2 separate regions of the Homo sapiens genome follow, and region 2 is linked to region 1. The links are chromatin loops, found by intact Hi-C in ENCODE. Cell type or tissue: PC-9. All regions are shown on one strand.

What was found. Peaks named below come from ENCODE experiments on the same cell type or tissue, not always from the same donor. Only the 100,000 strongest peaks of a DNase experiment are listed, where the experiment ranks them.
Region 2: it touches region 1 in a loop (21-fold over the local background); 1 of 110 quality-filtered maps calls a loop at or near these places.

What each region holds. Positions count from the first base shown.
Region 1 is chr20:43,510,713-43,518,712 of GRCh38, forward strand. L3MBTL1 (L3MBTL histone methyl-lysine binding protein 1) reads left to right here. Exons shown (of 22, transcript NM_001377303.1): 2 at 2,764-2,927; 3 at 3,126-3,349; 4 at 3,923-4,064; 5 at 4,297-4,447; 6 at 4,580-4,703; 7 at 5,381-5,465. The coding sequence starts at 2,792. Among named protein-coding and RNA genes, the nearest start is that of L3MBTL1, 7.0 kb to the left of the region's middle. RefSeq lists a silencer at 4,062-4,151. In PC-9, CTCF peaks have their summits at 3,821 and 4,027; a DNase peak (open chromatin) is centred at 3,559; H3K4me3 peaks cover 2,224 bases.
Region 2 is chr20:44,200,335-44,208,334 of GRCh38, forward strand. It overlaps OSER1 (oxidative stress responsive serine rich 1), which reads right to left. Exons shown (of 4, transcript NM_016470.8): 2 at 6,547-6,664; 3 at 2,627-2,740. The coding sequence starts at 6,623. Among named protein-coding and RNA genes, the nearest start is that of OSER1, 6.4 kb to the right of the region's middle. RefSeq lists an enhancer at 3,396-4,595. In PC-9, no CTCF peak of the experiment used is centred here; a DNase peak (open chromatin) is centred at 3,967; H3K4me3 peaks cover 2,997 bases; H3K27ac peaks cover 5,584 bases.

The DNA.
Region 1 (8,000 bases):
AGCTAATTTTTTTTTTTTCTTTAGAGACAGGGTCTCGCTCTGTCACCTAGACCGGAGTACAGTGGTGAGATCATGGCTCACTGCAGCCTTGACCTCCCGGGCTCAAGCAATCCTCCTGCCTCAGCCTCTGGAGTAGTTGGGACTACAGGCATATACTGCAACACCTGGCTTATTTTTATTTTTTAATTTTTTATAGAGACAGAGTCTCCCTGTGTTGCCTAGGCTGGTCTTGAACTCTTGGGCTCAAGCAGTCCTCCCACCTCAGCCTCCAGAGTACTGGGATTACAGGTGTGAGCCACTGCATTGGGCCCATACAGTGTTTTTTTGTTTTGGTTTTGGTTTTTGGTTTTTGAGATGGAGTCTTGCTCTGTCTCCCAGGCTGGAGTACAGTGGGACGATCTCGGCTCACTGCAACCTCTACCCTCCACCTCCCGGGTTCAAGCGATTCTCCTGCCTCAGCCTCCCCAGTAGCTGGGATTACAGGCACATGGCACCAAGCCGGCCCCATACACTGTTTTTTATTAACAAGTTCAAGTTACTGAAATCCAACACAAGGACTTATTAAGCACCTACTATGTGCCAGGTACTAAGTGTTGGGGATACAGCAATGAATAAGACAGACGGTCAGCATTTATGTGGAGATGACTGATCAAACACAGAAATAAATAATTGAAGATCACTATTGATTATAATGAAGGATGAGAAAGAAAGAAATATATAATAGTAATGAGACAGATAGTGGTGGGATGGGGTGAGGGGTGTGCTGCTGCTTTAAATTCCTTGGTCAGGCCGGACTCGATGGCTCACGCCTATAAACCCAGCACTTTGGGAGGCCGAGGTGGGCGGATCACCTGAGGTCAGGAGTTCCAGTCCAGCCTGGCAACATGGTGAAACCCCGTCTCTACTAAAAATACAAAAAATAGCCAGGCTATGTGGTATGTGCCTGTAATCCCACCTAGTCAGGAGGCTGAGGTAGGAGAATTGCTTGAACCTGGGAGGCAGAGGTTGCAGTCAGCCGAGATGGCACCACTGCACTCTAGCCTGGGCAACAGAGCGAGACTCCATCTCAAAAAAAAAAAAAAAAAAAATTGGTAAAGAAAGACCTCTTCTGAGGAGGTGACTATTGAGTTAAGGCCTGGAGGATGGGAAGGAGCCAGTCAAGCAGAGAGCTTGGGGAAGAGCATTCCAGAGGGAGGGAACAGCAAGGGCAAAGGCTGTGAGTGGGAATGTTGGTCAAGCAATAGAAGGAAACCAGAGTCTGTTGAGTGGAGAGAACAGGGGAAGAGTGGTGGAGGATGAGGCCAGAGGGAAAAGCAGAGGTCAGATTTTCTAGGGCAAAGTGCTTTGATTTTACTGTAAGGGCAATAGAGAGCCACTGAAGAATTTAGATAGGGAAATTATGTGATTTGGTTTATGTTTTTAAAGCTTTTTCGACTGGAGAGTAGACTGTAGGGGTGCAGGAAAGGAAGCAGGGAGATGGGTTAGAAGGCAATTTCAGAAGTCCAAAGAGAGCTGATGTTGGCTGGGACTAGCATGGCAGCAATGGAGATGGAGAGAAGTGGTTAGACCTTCAGTGTGTTTTGGAGGTAGCACTGACAGGCCAATTTTAATACGTCTAAAGCTGTGCTGTCCAATACAATAGTCATAGCTACTGTCGCTATTTATTTACTTATTTCTTGTCAGAGACAGGGTCTCGCTATGTTGCCCAGGCTAGCCTCAAACTCCTGGGCTCAAGCCATCCTCCCGTGTCAGTCTCCAGAGAACTTGGGACTACAGGCATGCACCACTGTACCTACCTTCTGGTCACTATTTAAATTTAATTAAAATTAAATAAAATAAAAAATTCAGTTCCTCAGTCATAGTAGCCCATTTCAAGTGCTCAATAGCCACATGTGGCTAGTGGCTACGGTGTTGGACAGTTTAAGTATTGGACATTCTCATTATCACAGAAAATTCTACTGGACAGTGCTGGTAAGGCAAGTAGGACAGTGGTCAGTACATTTTAGGTGCTGAGTAAATAGATATTAAGTATATTCTTTGTATCTCTAGGTCTTTTTCTTTATGTCTTTACCTGTTGAATGAACTCTGTGAAATGCTTCTACTGCCTTTGCGTTATTAAAACAAAATCACGTACTGACTTGACTGCGTCTTCGTACACTATGTCTCTGCTCTTCAGATGCATACATTTGTTCAGCAGATGCTTGAGTGCCCACCCTGTGCTTGGGGTTGGAGGGAGTGGTGGACAGGGCCATAAAAGAACATGATCAGGAAAGATCCCACCTCCCAGGAAGATGAACCCTGTATGGGTGAAGGAAAACCTGGTACTTGAGGTCTCTGAATCCCCAGAGGGAGGAGGGAGTGATTCCAGTGGGGATAGAGGTGGGGTCAAGAAAAAGGTGAGTTTGGATGTGGCCTGGGCTATGTCCTGGAGACAACTGGCCACACAGAACCTTGACCTGAGTCATGCTCCCCAGAGTCAGTTTTGTACATCACAGTTTACAAAGTACCCTCACACATGCCACCCTACCCATCCTTACCATCCTTACAGAGACTGGGGAGGTGCAGGGCCTGGCCAGAACAGGAGCCAGACCTGATGCTGGTCTCTGAAGACACCCTACTCCCCACAGGACTGAGGCCTTTCTCTGCAGGTCACGGGTTTGAAGGTGGCTAGCTTCTCAAAGAAGCCCCATCCCTTCACATCTCCATTGCTGCTGTAACAAAGGTCCCCACCTGATCACCCTGGGGGCTATGTTTGGCTTGTAGGCCTGCCAGGATGGAGGGGCATGCTGGGATGGAGGGGCATGCTGAAATGGAGATGCTGAGGACACTGAAGGGGCCTTCCACAGGGGAGGTCAGCATGCACTTGGTGGCCGGAGACAGCCCCGGTTCTGGTCCTCACCTGCCCGCAACTGCCTTCATCATTCCAGGTGAGTCAAGCTAGGGTAGGAGTCTGGGAAGGAAGAGCATCTCTGTACCTGCTCAAGCAAGTGTGGATCCTGGAGAGGGGATGACCGTTTTCACTGTCCTCCACCTGCCTTCCTTCACATGCCTACACATGCATGGCCGGATTGAGGTAGGGCCACTAGACTCACCTGTGTCGTGTCTATTTGTATATCTGTTTACAGCCAGTTCGGCCACCCTCGGCCTGCCCAGCAGTGCCCTGGATGTGTCTTGCTTTCCCCGGGAGCCAATCCATGTGGGTGCCCCGGAGCAAGTGGCCGGCTGCGAACCAGTTTCTGCCACCGTCCTGCCGCAGCTTAGCGCCGGGCCGGCCAGCTCCAGCACCAGCACAGTGCGGCTTCTGGAATGGACAGAGGCCGCGGCCCCGCCCCCAGGGGGCGGCCTGCGGGTCAGTGTCTGTGGGGATTGGCTAAGCCTCGTAAACCGCAGCCATGGGGCGGGGCTTGCAGGCCCGGAGGCTGGACCTGAGACGGAAGTGGGGGAAGCTGGCTCAGATGATGGGCCCTAGGGGTGGGCTTTGAGTGAGGGACTCTCGGGGCGTGGCTTGAGTTGAAGCACTCCTAGGCCCTGGGGACTATGGGGGCGTGGCTTGGAGTGAGGCACTCTGGGACTGGGCCTGTGGGTGTCTGGGGGCGTGGCTTAGACTGGGGCACCCTGAGTGGGCCTGTGTTAGTTTGGGGGCGTGGCTTAGAGTGGGGTACCGTGGGACTGGGCCTGTGGGAGCCTGGGGGCGTGGCTTAGAGTGGGGCACCCTGGGACTGGACCCCGCAGGTGCTTGGGGGCGTAGCCTGGAGTGAGGGTTTGGCTGGTGTAGCTTGGAGTGAGGCCCCCTGGCGTGGAGTCTTGAGGCCTGCTGAGGGCGTGAGCTGGCATGAGGCGAAGAGAGGGCCATGGCACCGACTCCGAGATGGGTCAAGGACCCGTACGGGAGTCGCAATCCTCAGACCCTCCCGCGCTCCAGTTCCGGATAAGCGAGTATAAGCCGCTGAACATGGCGGGAGTGGAGCAGCCCCCGAGCCCCGAGCTGCGGCAGGAAGGCGTGACCGAATACGAAGATGGCGGGGCCCCGGCGGGAGATGGCGAGGCGGGCCCCCAACAGGCGGGTAGGAGCCCCGCTCCCCAGGCCCTGAGCTGGGCCCTGTGCGGGTGGGGCGAGGCCTGAGCCCCAGAAGGTTCGGGGGCGGGGCCCGGGGTGGTCCTGGGGTGGAGAAGGCTGGAGGAGGCCATCCGATGCGGAGATGGACCGAGGCGGAGGCAGGGCCTGAGGGGGCGTGGGCGGAGCCTGAGTGTGGCTGCGATGGGGAGGGAGGCCTGAGGCCCATTTGGCCCCCGCAGAGGACCACCCCCAGAATCCTCCAGAAGATCCCAATCAGGACCCCCCAGAGGATGATAGCACCTGTCAGTGCCAGGCGTGCGGGCCTCACCAAGCCGCGGGTCCAGATCTTGGTTCCTCTAATGATGGCTGCCCTCAGCTGTTCCAGGAGCGGTAAGGGGAGGAGGTCGCAGCCCTACTTGCTCTACCTTCAGCCCCCAAAGCCTCATTCCTGTTCAGGGGTTAGGAGAGGGGCTGGGTGGTGCAGGGCGGGTGGTTCTTTCCCTAAGGCTGGCCCTTCCTCAGGTCAGTCATAGTGGAGAACTCCTCAGGCTCTACCAGCGCTTCTGAGCTCCTCAAACCCATGAAGAAGAGGAAGCGCAGGGAATACCAGAGCCCATCAGAGGAGGAGTCGGAGCCAGAGGCCATGGTAGGAAGAGGGCAGTGGGGAAGGGAGGGGGAAGCTATAGCCTATGCCTCAATTCCCACTGTCCCCTCCATCAATCCAGATTATGGAGCTGGGCCAGAGAAGACACGCATAATGACTCACTCATCATATTTTGGGGTCCCATCCTGAGTTAGGTCCTATACCTGGTTAAAGGGAAATGAATTAATCACTCTCTTGATTTTCCAGAGCTCCCATCTCAGTTTAGTGTCAAGGTTAAGACATAGTCAGGTGAACTAGCACCCAAAGTACATGTGCAGGCAGCTGGAAAACTCCATCACTGGAGTCCAGTGCCTAGGCCAAAGGCCAGGGAACACCCAGGGCTCTAGCTGCAGAAGCTGGAAGGGACAGAGCATGAATTCTACTGGGCGTGTAAGAGCATCACAAAGGAAGTTTTTGTGTACTCAGTTTCTCTACCAGATAATAAGGAGAGTTGTAGTCAGGCTGTTTAATTAGGATGTGCATGCTCATGTGAGTCTGTGCTCAAGTGATAGGGGGATGTCTGCTGGAGCTGCACTCCTGCTGGCGGCCTAGAAGAAATTCTGCCTGTTTGGGGCAGAACACCACATGGCCAGAGAGCCAGGTAGGGGCCAGGATCAGACCCTAGGGCTTCATCCCAAACCATGAGGAGAAGAAGCTGGGATCAGGCTTGCCTTCTACAGGAGAAGCAAGAAGAAGGAAAGGACCCAGAGGGACAACCCACTGCTAGCACCCCAGAGAGTGAGGAGTGGAGCAGCAGCCAGCCTGGTACGGTGGCTTGTGTGTATATATATTCGTGTGAGGTGTGTATATACCTTTGGAGGTGTGAGGCTGAGAATGTGGGTTATGATTGTGATGGTAGGTTGTACATGCATAAATGAGCATGAGTTAGTGTGTGTGAAAGAGAGAGAGACAGTGAGAGACTATTTTGGGTTTGTGTATTAGTGTATGTATTTTCTTGGGAGTTATATGATGTGTTTGTTTATCCTCTATTATCCAGTCATGACTAGGCCCCAGTGCCAGGGAGATCTTGGCTCAATTTTTGAAGACTTGAGTAACTTTTACTGGCACCACATGTCATTGCTTCTCTTTAGTGGTGGGGCAAGCCTGCACTGGTCATTGGTCTAACATTCCTGTTTGGAACCCTATTCTCACTCTTTGATTCTAAGAAAAATGGAGCAGAGGTCATTCATATCTCCAACCTTCAGGCCTTCTCAATTACCATCTCCACATTCCCACATGACAACTGTCAACTGTAGCTAAGTAGCATACTTGTAATCACATAGATACTGTGTAGCAGTTTGTTTAATGTCTCTCTTCTGCCCTCAAAACCATCAACACAAGGACAGTATCTGTTTTTTTTTTTCTTTTTTAAAATTTTTTAAATTAAAAGTTTTGGAGGGTGACCGGGTCTTGCTCTGTTGCCCAGGCTGGAGTAAAGTGGTGCAAACACAGCTCACTGAAGCCTTGACCTCCTAGGCTCAAGCAGTCTTCCACTTCAACCTCCTGAGTAGCTGGGACCACAGGTGCATGCCACCATGCATGGCTAATTTTTTAAATTTTTGTTATAGAGATGGGGATCTTACTTTGTTGCTCAGGCTGGTCTCGAACTCCTGGGCTCAAGCAGTCCTCCTGCCTAGGCTTCCCAAAGTTCTGGGATTACAGGTGTGAGGTACCACGCCTGGTCGTCTTTTTTTTTTTTTCTTTGAGACGGAGTTTCACTCTGTTGCCCAGGCTAGAGTGCAGTAGCGCCATCTTGGCTCATTGCAACCTCCACCTCTTGGGTTCCAGCAATTCTTCTGCCTCAGTCTCCTGAGTAGCTGGGACTACAGGCACATGCCACCACATGTGGCTAATTTTTGTGTTAATAGAGACAGGGTTTCACCATGTTGGCCAGGCTGGTCTCGAACTCTTACCTCAGGTTATCTGCCCACCTCAGCCTCCCAAGTGGTGGGATTACAGGAGTGAGCCAAGGCACCCAGCCTTTTTTTTAATTTTAATTTTTAATTTAAGAAATGGAGTTTCACTCTATTGCCCAAGCTGGCGTGTAGAGCTGTTCACAGACACACTACAGCCTGGGACTCCTGGGCTCAAGGGATCCTCCTGCCCCAGCCTCCTGAGTAGCAGTGATTATAGGCATGTGCCATTGCACTTGGTTCTTGTATCTGTTTTATTAATCATTTTATCCCTGGTGCTTAGCTAGAGCCTGGTATGGAATAAGTTCTCAATCAGTGTTTGTTCAGTGGATGAATGGATTGAATGGATGATTTTTATGTTGATGGTTTCTCTTGGACTATGGCTTAGTTGCCTCAGTCACTGTCTTTCCCGTCCCACAGAGAACCAGACAGATGAGGTCATTTCTTAGGACATTATCCTGCCTTGATGGATCCAGTGCCAGCTGGAGGAGCCCAATCTGCACCCAGGGCTCTGAACTTTTTATAGTGCTTCTTCCAACTTCTGCCCATTGTAGCTAAACCAGAACTTCACTATTATGTCTCACCCATGGTATTCATATCAGAAGGCAAAGGTTTAGCTCTCTTTGGTTTATGGCCTCTTAAGACTTATGCAGAGGAAAGAAGCAGTGTCTTAACTCCTGTGGGCTCAACTACTGTATCTTACTTAGATAAATAGATTCATAAATCAACATTCTTTTAGCTGGGTCCTGTTGACCAGTACAAATCTTTTGAAGCATACTACTCACTGTCTCAACTGTGAATATTAGTGTGACATTTTCCCCCAACGCCTTTTTTTTTTTTTCGTTTTCCAAGGAAAGAAACTGTATCAGTAGACAGAAGTTTGCATCTATGACTGAAATGTTTTCTCATTTTCAGAGTCTTCTGACAGAAGAATCTGGGGGGTGGGAATGGGGGTTGGGATTGCTTGAGTTTCTTGTATGTGGGAAGAATCTATGTTTGAGCTATACTCTGTTTGGCAGTTTGATGGCCAGCTGTTCAATTCACGTCCCACAGACCTGACATACCTAGTGCTGACGGAGTGCTCCAGTAGTTTAAGAGTTAAAAACATGTGACTCATGTGCCCATTCAGGCCTTCTGTCTCATAGATCTTCTCCTTTTCGATAACCATATTTTGTGAATGATGATTTTCTAACACACCATTGCAAGTTTCTACAACTTACTTAGTCGTTAATAGATATTCTGACTGTGTTCACAGTTATAGTAGTCCCCTTTTATCTGCAGGGAATACATTCCAAGAACCCCAGTGGACGCTTGAAACCATGGATAGTACTGAACCCTATGGATACTGTTTTTTTTCCTATCCATACCTACGATAAAGGTATGATAA
Region 2 (8,000 bases), 690 kb after region 1:
GGCTAGTCACTCTATCCTGCGACTGTCTCAGCAACTGAAGACAGAATGTGTCCACCAGCCAGGACGGCCAACCCCAGGCAAACAGGGTAGAGTAGGAGTTTTCTCTCTTATTTAAGCACTTATTAATATCCTTGAATTTTTGCTTCTTGGCCTCCAACGGCTAAAAAATTTACCATACGGTGCTTTACAAAAAAAGTTTGTCAACCTCTGACCTAAAAGGCAGTACAGAGACAAGGATTTGGAAAAAATGTAAAAGTTAAGAGAGATGACAGAGTAAGTCTGGAATTTCTGAAGAAACGAATACAGAGAACAGAGGACAAGTGATTTTTATAGACATAATGACCAAGAAATTTTCTGAATTGATAAGAGAATCTATGAACACAGGAAATACACTGGAGCAGGATAAAAAGAAATCCACATAAGAGACACTCTGTAGCAAAACTATAGAATAGCAAAGACAACAGGAAGATCTTAAAAGCAGCCAGAGACTAGAAAGATTATTTCCAAATTAATAACAATTGGATTGAAGGTATGCTTTTCAATACCAATGTAACGAAACCAGAAGACAATGAACTGTACCTAATTTAAGTGCTAAGAGAAAATAACTGTCAATCTAGAAATATAATGTCAACTATATCAACTCTATCTTTCAAAACCAAGGAAGAAATAAAGACATTTTCAGATAAATGAAAGCAAAGTACAGTCTTCTGTATCCACGGATTCTACACTTGTGGATTCAACCAGCAGCAGACTGAAAATACCCCTTCCACCAAGTTCCAAAAAGCAAACCTTGAATTTGCTGTGCTCTAAGCACTATGCTGAGTCTGTGTGAGTGAAGTGCTGTGTAAGCATTGTGGTAGGTATTATAAGTACTCTAGAGATGGTTTAAAGTATACAGGAGAATGAGCATAGGTTGTATGCAAACACTATACCATTCTGTCTAACAGACATAAGCATCCTCAGATTTTGGTATTGAGAGGGGCGTGTGAGTGGGGAGGACCTGGAATTGATCCCCCATGGATACAGATGATTGTTATTTACCAATAGGACCTGATGGTATTTAACATCGGGGGCCCTTTCAAATGTATTTATATGGAGTTATACAATGCAGAGGTCCTATTTACTAATAATAAACCTTCACTAAAGAAACTACTTTAGGAAAAAAGTAAGTGATTGTATATGGGAGGTCTGAGGTGAAAGCATGGTGAGGAAAGAAGATATAAGCAAACAGAAAAATCTAAATAAACACTGTCTGCTTAAATAATAATAAAACCTAGTCTGTGAGATTAAGTAACGACTAAAATATTGGGCAACTATATCATGGAAGTCAGGAGATCAGAGGAAAGGGTTTCTAAGGAGAAGGGCTAAATTACCATTAATTTTTGTCTTTGTTAAAAGCATGCATGGTAAAATCAAGGCTAACAACTACTGAAAGAATAGAAACAAAGTGTGCCATTTCCAAACCACTAGAGGAAAAGAACAAACAAAATCCTTGAAAACAATTGTGTTTAAACAATTGGAAAGGAAAGGAGGAGAGGTAAGGTGGGAAAAAAATAGAAAAAAGCAGGACAAATAAAGTAAAATGACAGAATCACTTCTGAAGATACCAATAATCAAATAAATGTAAATGCACTAAACTCAGCAGTTAAAAACAAACTGATCACATTGAATAAAACAGAAAAAAATAAAACCTAGTCATATGCTATTTATATGAAACACAGCTAAAATACAAGAACACAGAACGCTTGAAAGACTAGTAGGCTGGGTGTGGTGGCTCACACCTGTAATCCTAGCACTTTGGGAAGCCGAGGTGGGTGGATCACCTGAGGTCAGGGGTTTGAGACCAGCTTGGCCAACATGATGAAATTCTGTCTCTACTAAAAATACTAAAATTACCCGGGCATGGTGGCGGGCACCTGCGTAACCCCAGGTACCTGGGAGGCCAAGGCAGAACTGCTTAAACCGGGGAGGCGGAGGGTGCAGTGAGCTGAGATTGTGACACTGCACTCCAGTCTGTGTGACAGAGCAAGAACAAGATTCCATCTTAAGAAAAAAAAAAGAATAGAAAAAGACACACAAGCGAAACACTAACTAGAAGAAAACTTTAAGACAAAAGCCATTATGAGGGATTAAGAATGTCACTACATAATAAAAGTTTCAATTCACCAGAAAGAAAACATTCTAAACCTATGCTATATAAATCCAACAAAATAACCTCAAGATACATAAAGCAAAAACATAGAATTTAAAGGGAAAATAGACAAATACACTTCCATGGGGTAGATTTCAACATACATCTCTATTATTTGTAAGTCAAGTTGACCAAAAAATTGAAAAAAAGGTTCCAATAACACATTTAAAAGCCTGACTTAATGGACAGAGAACCCAAGAATAATTAGAGAAGTCCCAATCTTCTCAAACAGACATAGAATATTTGTAAAAATTGACTATGGACCAGGCCAAAAAAAAGTCTCAGCAAATTCAGCAAAAGAAGGAATAGGTCCTCATCTAATCATTGGGTCTTAGGTTCTATATCATAACCTAACTCTTTTCTGGACACTCAGAAAGGAAAATCCAATACTATTATAATATTGGAATAAAAATCATCTCAATAAGAAGCTCTTACCCGTGCCAACTGTCTTTAGATGCACATGTGGTTTTAGGTTTGGTATCATCTGTTGCTGTTCTGACTGGTGCTCTGACACCTGTGCCTTCTCCAACAGACAGAGATGCTACAGACCTGAAGACAAGAACAAAGTTTACAGCTACAAAAAACTGTAAAATGAGGAGAACATATTGTTCTCACTAGCTCAAATACAACTTTTATCAATACATTTTTTTTTCTAGTTTGGGTTTCTCAAAAATTGCTCAGCTTTTAATGTAAATTTTCCTTCAAAACCAAATCTAGAGTATCCCTAAAAGCCCATGGCTGCAAAATCATAAGCCAAAGAATGACTGGTAAGTGTACCCAGCAGCAGGATATAAATAGACTTTCAGGCTGTTTCCCTGGGGCAGATCAGGCCTTATGGCCAGAGAATGCTAATGACACTGACCATTTATCTTATGCGGGCAAACCAGAGTCATGGAACTAAACTTAGTTTAGGAGACTCCATCTAACTTAACACTGAATACATTTTCAAATATTATGCAACTTTTAGAAAAATATTCTAACTTTTGCAACAAATGAACTTGAAATATTACTCAGAGTTAAATCCTTGCGGTTTAAAATTATACAGATAATATGGGTTCCCAGTAAAGAACGTGAAAAAATCTAAAAGCAAGAAAAACAGAATCATCCATACCTCACAACCCAGAGACTACCAACATCAAACATTGGTGGAAATCCTTCCAGACTTTTTTCACACACACACACACACACACACACACACACACACACCCCTCCTACTATACATGCTATGGTGTTGACAAAAATTCTTTAGAAAGCGACATTAATCTACTAAAATGAAAGGATGTTCAACAAAACATAATTGAAAGTAAAAAGTAACTGGGAATAACCTAAATATCTAATAGAAAAAAAATACTGTATTTCTAAATTATGGCATATCTATATGGCAAAATGTTGGGAAATTATTAGAAATTAAGTGTACAAAGAACTTTTAATGATATGGGGGAATGCTTATAAGGAGAAAGCAGCATGGTTAAACACCTATACATATATTATGATCTCAACTATGTAAAATAAGTATAGGCTATCATGAACCAGTGGTCTAGATGTTAACAGTGGTTACGGTAAACTGTGATTTTTACTTCTGTTTTTATCCTGTTTTGTTTTTGTAAATTTTTCTATAATAAGCATGTATTATGTTACAATCAGATAAATAGGATATTGTTTTGTAATAAATATATAGAGATTTGTCCTAATAAGACAAATACCACTAAGGAAAACCTGTTGAACAGGATCATGCTAAATTCCTGGCAAGGCCTGGTTAGTTTATGAGTCAATCCTCAGATATCCCATTTGTAAACTGGCAACAATATAAAACAACTAGAATGTATGATACACTACTACACAAGTCTTATTCTGCTTAGTCATGCTAATGACTCACCCCTTCTCTTATTTCATTTTCTCAAATATTCTCCTTCCCTTCTTATAATTTTACTCAAGGCAGAATATATGCTACAAATATAATTTTACTCAAGGCAGAATACATGCTACAAATATATAATTTTTTTTCATTTCAGCTTTTACTTTAGATACAGGTGGTACATACACAGGATTGTTCATGGGTATACTGGACCCAGGTAGTGAACACAGTACCCTATAGGTAGGTTTTCCACCCACATTCCGCTCCTGCCCTCCCCACGCCAGTAGTCAGCGGTGTCTATTGTTCCCATGTCCACGTGTGTTCAATGTTTAGCCCCCACTTCTAAGTGAGAACATGCAGCATGTGGTTTTACAAATACATAATTTTTGACCATATATTTTGAAAAATTTTTAAATAATGTTCCAAGTAATTTTTAGGGATACCAAAATGGCTTAATTTTACTTTTTTTTTTTTTGAGACAGGGTCTCGCTCTGTTGCGCAGGCCGGAGTGCAGTGGCATGATCTCAGCTCACTCCAACGTCCAGCTCCCGGGCTCAAGTGATCCTCCTACCTCAGCCTACAGAGCAGCTGGGACTACAGGCACGCACCACCATGCCTAGCTAATTCTTTGTTTTTTTGCAGACGGGTTTCACCATGTTGCCGAGGCTGGTCTCAAACTCCTGAGCTCAAGTGATGTGCTCACCTTGGCCTCCCAAAGTGCTGGAATTACAAGCATGAGCCATCATGCCCGGCCTGGCTTTATTTTACATTTCAACTTCTTAAAACATCAGGAAAGAAGTCCGTGTATCAAGAGTTACTTATACAAAATTACACACTAAGAGATTTGTATGTATAATTGTGGGTACACATTCCTAGTATTTTCCTGATATAAAAAAATTATTCCTATATAAGAAATCACAAAGGATACACTGCAGCCACAATCTGGAACTCTCTGCTTCTCTGCTTTGCTTCTGTTTCCCAAGACAATTTATCAAAGTACTGATATGAACTGGCAAGTTGACCATATTAGAAAACCATCAGGAGGAAAGATATGTTTTTGAAGTAACATGGAAGCAAATATGAGCACCTATAACATCTACTGTGCAAATCTATCAGCATAAATCTTCTCATTTGATAGCCCAAAAATAGTACTAGCAATAGGCAGGTGGCTGTAACAACAACTAACATCTAGTTTTCACTTTGTGCTAGGTACTGCATGCATTTCTTCCTATCGCCTTCAAGGTACCACATAAAGGATGGTTAAGAGCAGAGGTTCTGGGCCAGACGCAGTGGCTCTCGCCTGTAATCCCAGCACTTTGGGAGGCCGAGGTGGGTGGATCACCAGGTCAGGAGATCAAGACCATCCTGGCTAACACAGTGAAACCCCGTCTCTACTAAAAATACAAAAAATCAGCCAGGTGTGGTTGTGGCCGCCTGTAGTCCCAGCTACTCGGGAGGCTGAGGCAGGAGAATGGCGTGAACCCGGGAGGCGGAGCTTGCAGTGAGCTGAGATTGCGCCACTGCACTCCAGCCTGGGCGACAGGGCCAGAATCCGTCTCAAAAAAAAAAAAAAAAAAAAAAAAGAGCAGAGGTTCTGGAGACAGGCTATCTAGGTTCAAATCCTGGCTCTGCAACGTCCTACCAATGTGACTTTTAGCAAGTAATTTAATTTGTGTGAGTCTCATCTGTAAACTGAAATGACAGTAGTACCCATGTCCTAAGGTGTAGTGAGAATTAAATAATGCGCACAAAGTACTTAACCCAGTGTTGAGGGCACAGGAAGTGAATAATAAACTTTAATGATGATGATTATTACTTGTGGGTGTTCTACTCTGAGCTTCCAGTGTTTAGTTTCCATTTATGAAAAGAAATTCTTATATCCATTAAAAATGTTGATTTATTTTGGCCTGGGAGAAAGAATTGGTGTGAGAAGAGTCTTACACAGAACATTTTGCAAAGGGTGAAATACTAACATTCAGAGAGCAGCTGGTATGCAGGTGCTCTAATTAGTTTGGCCAAAGGGTCCAAGGTTATTGATCTCAGTGACAGAACCCTCCTGAATAGAGGTTTCCATAGTGATAGACTGAGCAATCACAGACCATGAAATCTACAATGTCTTCATAGATTTCCACTGAGCCAACCCACTTTTAGTGAAAAATACTGTGATTCCCTTGAGATGTATGATAAAATCCCTAGTGGGACACCGCTTGATAATCTTTGATTAAAAAGAAGTGGGGGGGAAGCCCTCCTCAAAGTGAACGAAACCAAAACACCCAACCTGGGAGGGCAAATGAACTGCTACTTTTCAAATTTAACCAAAGGGTTTTCTTTTTAAACTAAAACAATACTGTGCAGAATCTGGAAGAATGTCGCACTATTAGCATTTATATCTTCTTTCAATAATGAGAAATATTAAAAGAGGAAGAGCTTTTTAGGGAAAAGGGACTATTTAAAATAAGTAAACAAATAATTCCAAATAATATATTACATATTTAATTACCCTGATGCATCCACTCTTAATTTTTTGAAAGCAGTCTGTAGACTCTCCTCCTCTCCATCCTTGGCTTCGGATTTCATTGTGCAAGTTTTTACACTACTTATCGATGTTCCTGTTTACACTAAAAAAGAAAATAAAGTGAGCAAAGTAAAAACAGGTGGGATCAAAAGTATACCTGTTACCATTACTGTTAGAAAAAAAAAGCAAATTTTTATTTCAAAAAGGAAGTTTCAGTGTAGATAACTGGAGACTATAGGTTTTATTTCTTAAAGGGAAACAAATGAAATGATACCAAAAATGGATATGTACTATGACAGAATATAAACTGTTCACATACTTGATGCCAAAATCCTATTACACAATTTTGGAAACTAGATGATCTAAAATCTATGTTTCAGTATACATACTTTTTAACGGGAATCTCCCCAGTTGGTCTAGAAACCTATGAACAAAATGACATCAGAAATAAAAGGGAATAGCTAAAATTATAGCACTCTGATTCTTTAAAATGACACTGAGTATTTGTCTGGCCTAACCCTAGTTAAGTATAACTTTCATGACACATGATAGCATTTCTCTAGAGCAGTCCTGACCCAGACAGCTATGTTCACAGGAAGACACGTTTTAGAGAACAAGACGTTACCACTGTGAAAGCAGAATTAGAAATGCACTCTACCAGTAAGGTTGATACTTCCATTTGTGTTTTTCTTCATAGCCTGGAATAGTGTAATTAATTGTTAAACAAGAAAGAAAATAAATGAACTATACACTTGCAACCCCCTAAAAACTTCATTGTGCACATGAGTGGAAAAAGAAAAGAAAACAAACAAACTTCTCTTTAGCCTAAAGAAAGGTTGAAAGTAAAGAAAAAAAACAGAAATGACTATTGTGTAGACGCACCACTAAATGATCTCTTAACTAGTTTGATTAATCAAAGTCCTCCATATTTTCCACCTGATTTTTATATTTAAACAGAGAAAGGTAGATGAAGAACCAACCAAAGCAACAAGAAACACAACAGAGAAGTCTGTTAATAAACCCTTGAATCTAGTCTCCAAATTATTTTTTCACTCAGGGTTATTAGTACCAAATTTTGAATACAAATTAAGCAAACCAGCATCTATGAACATATCAGAGAGAATCAGAAGAAAAGTACCACAAAAAAAATAGAAATAGAGAATATTTGAAGCAAAAGGTTCACTTCACCTCTTTATTTCTAAGCCTTTACCCGCCCCCCCCCGCCCCCACCCCTCTTGGGCATTCTCAGAGGGAGCAGTGCCTCTCCAACGGCCCTTGGGTCCTCTCTGATTCATATCTGCTCGTTTCTCAAGGTGGCTCCGAAGTTATTGTGAGACCTCTAATATTCCAAAGGTCAAGGTGTCATAATGTTTGATATAAAGTAACCATTATATTATTGTAGTACCAGCGCAAAATAAAGAGGCAAGGAATCAGGACTT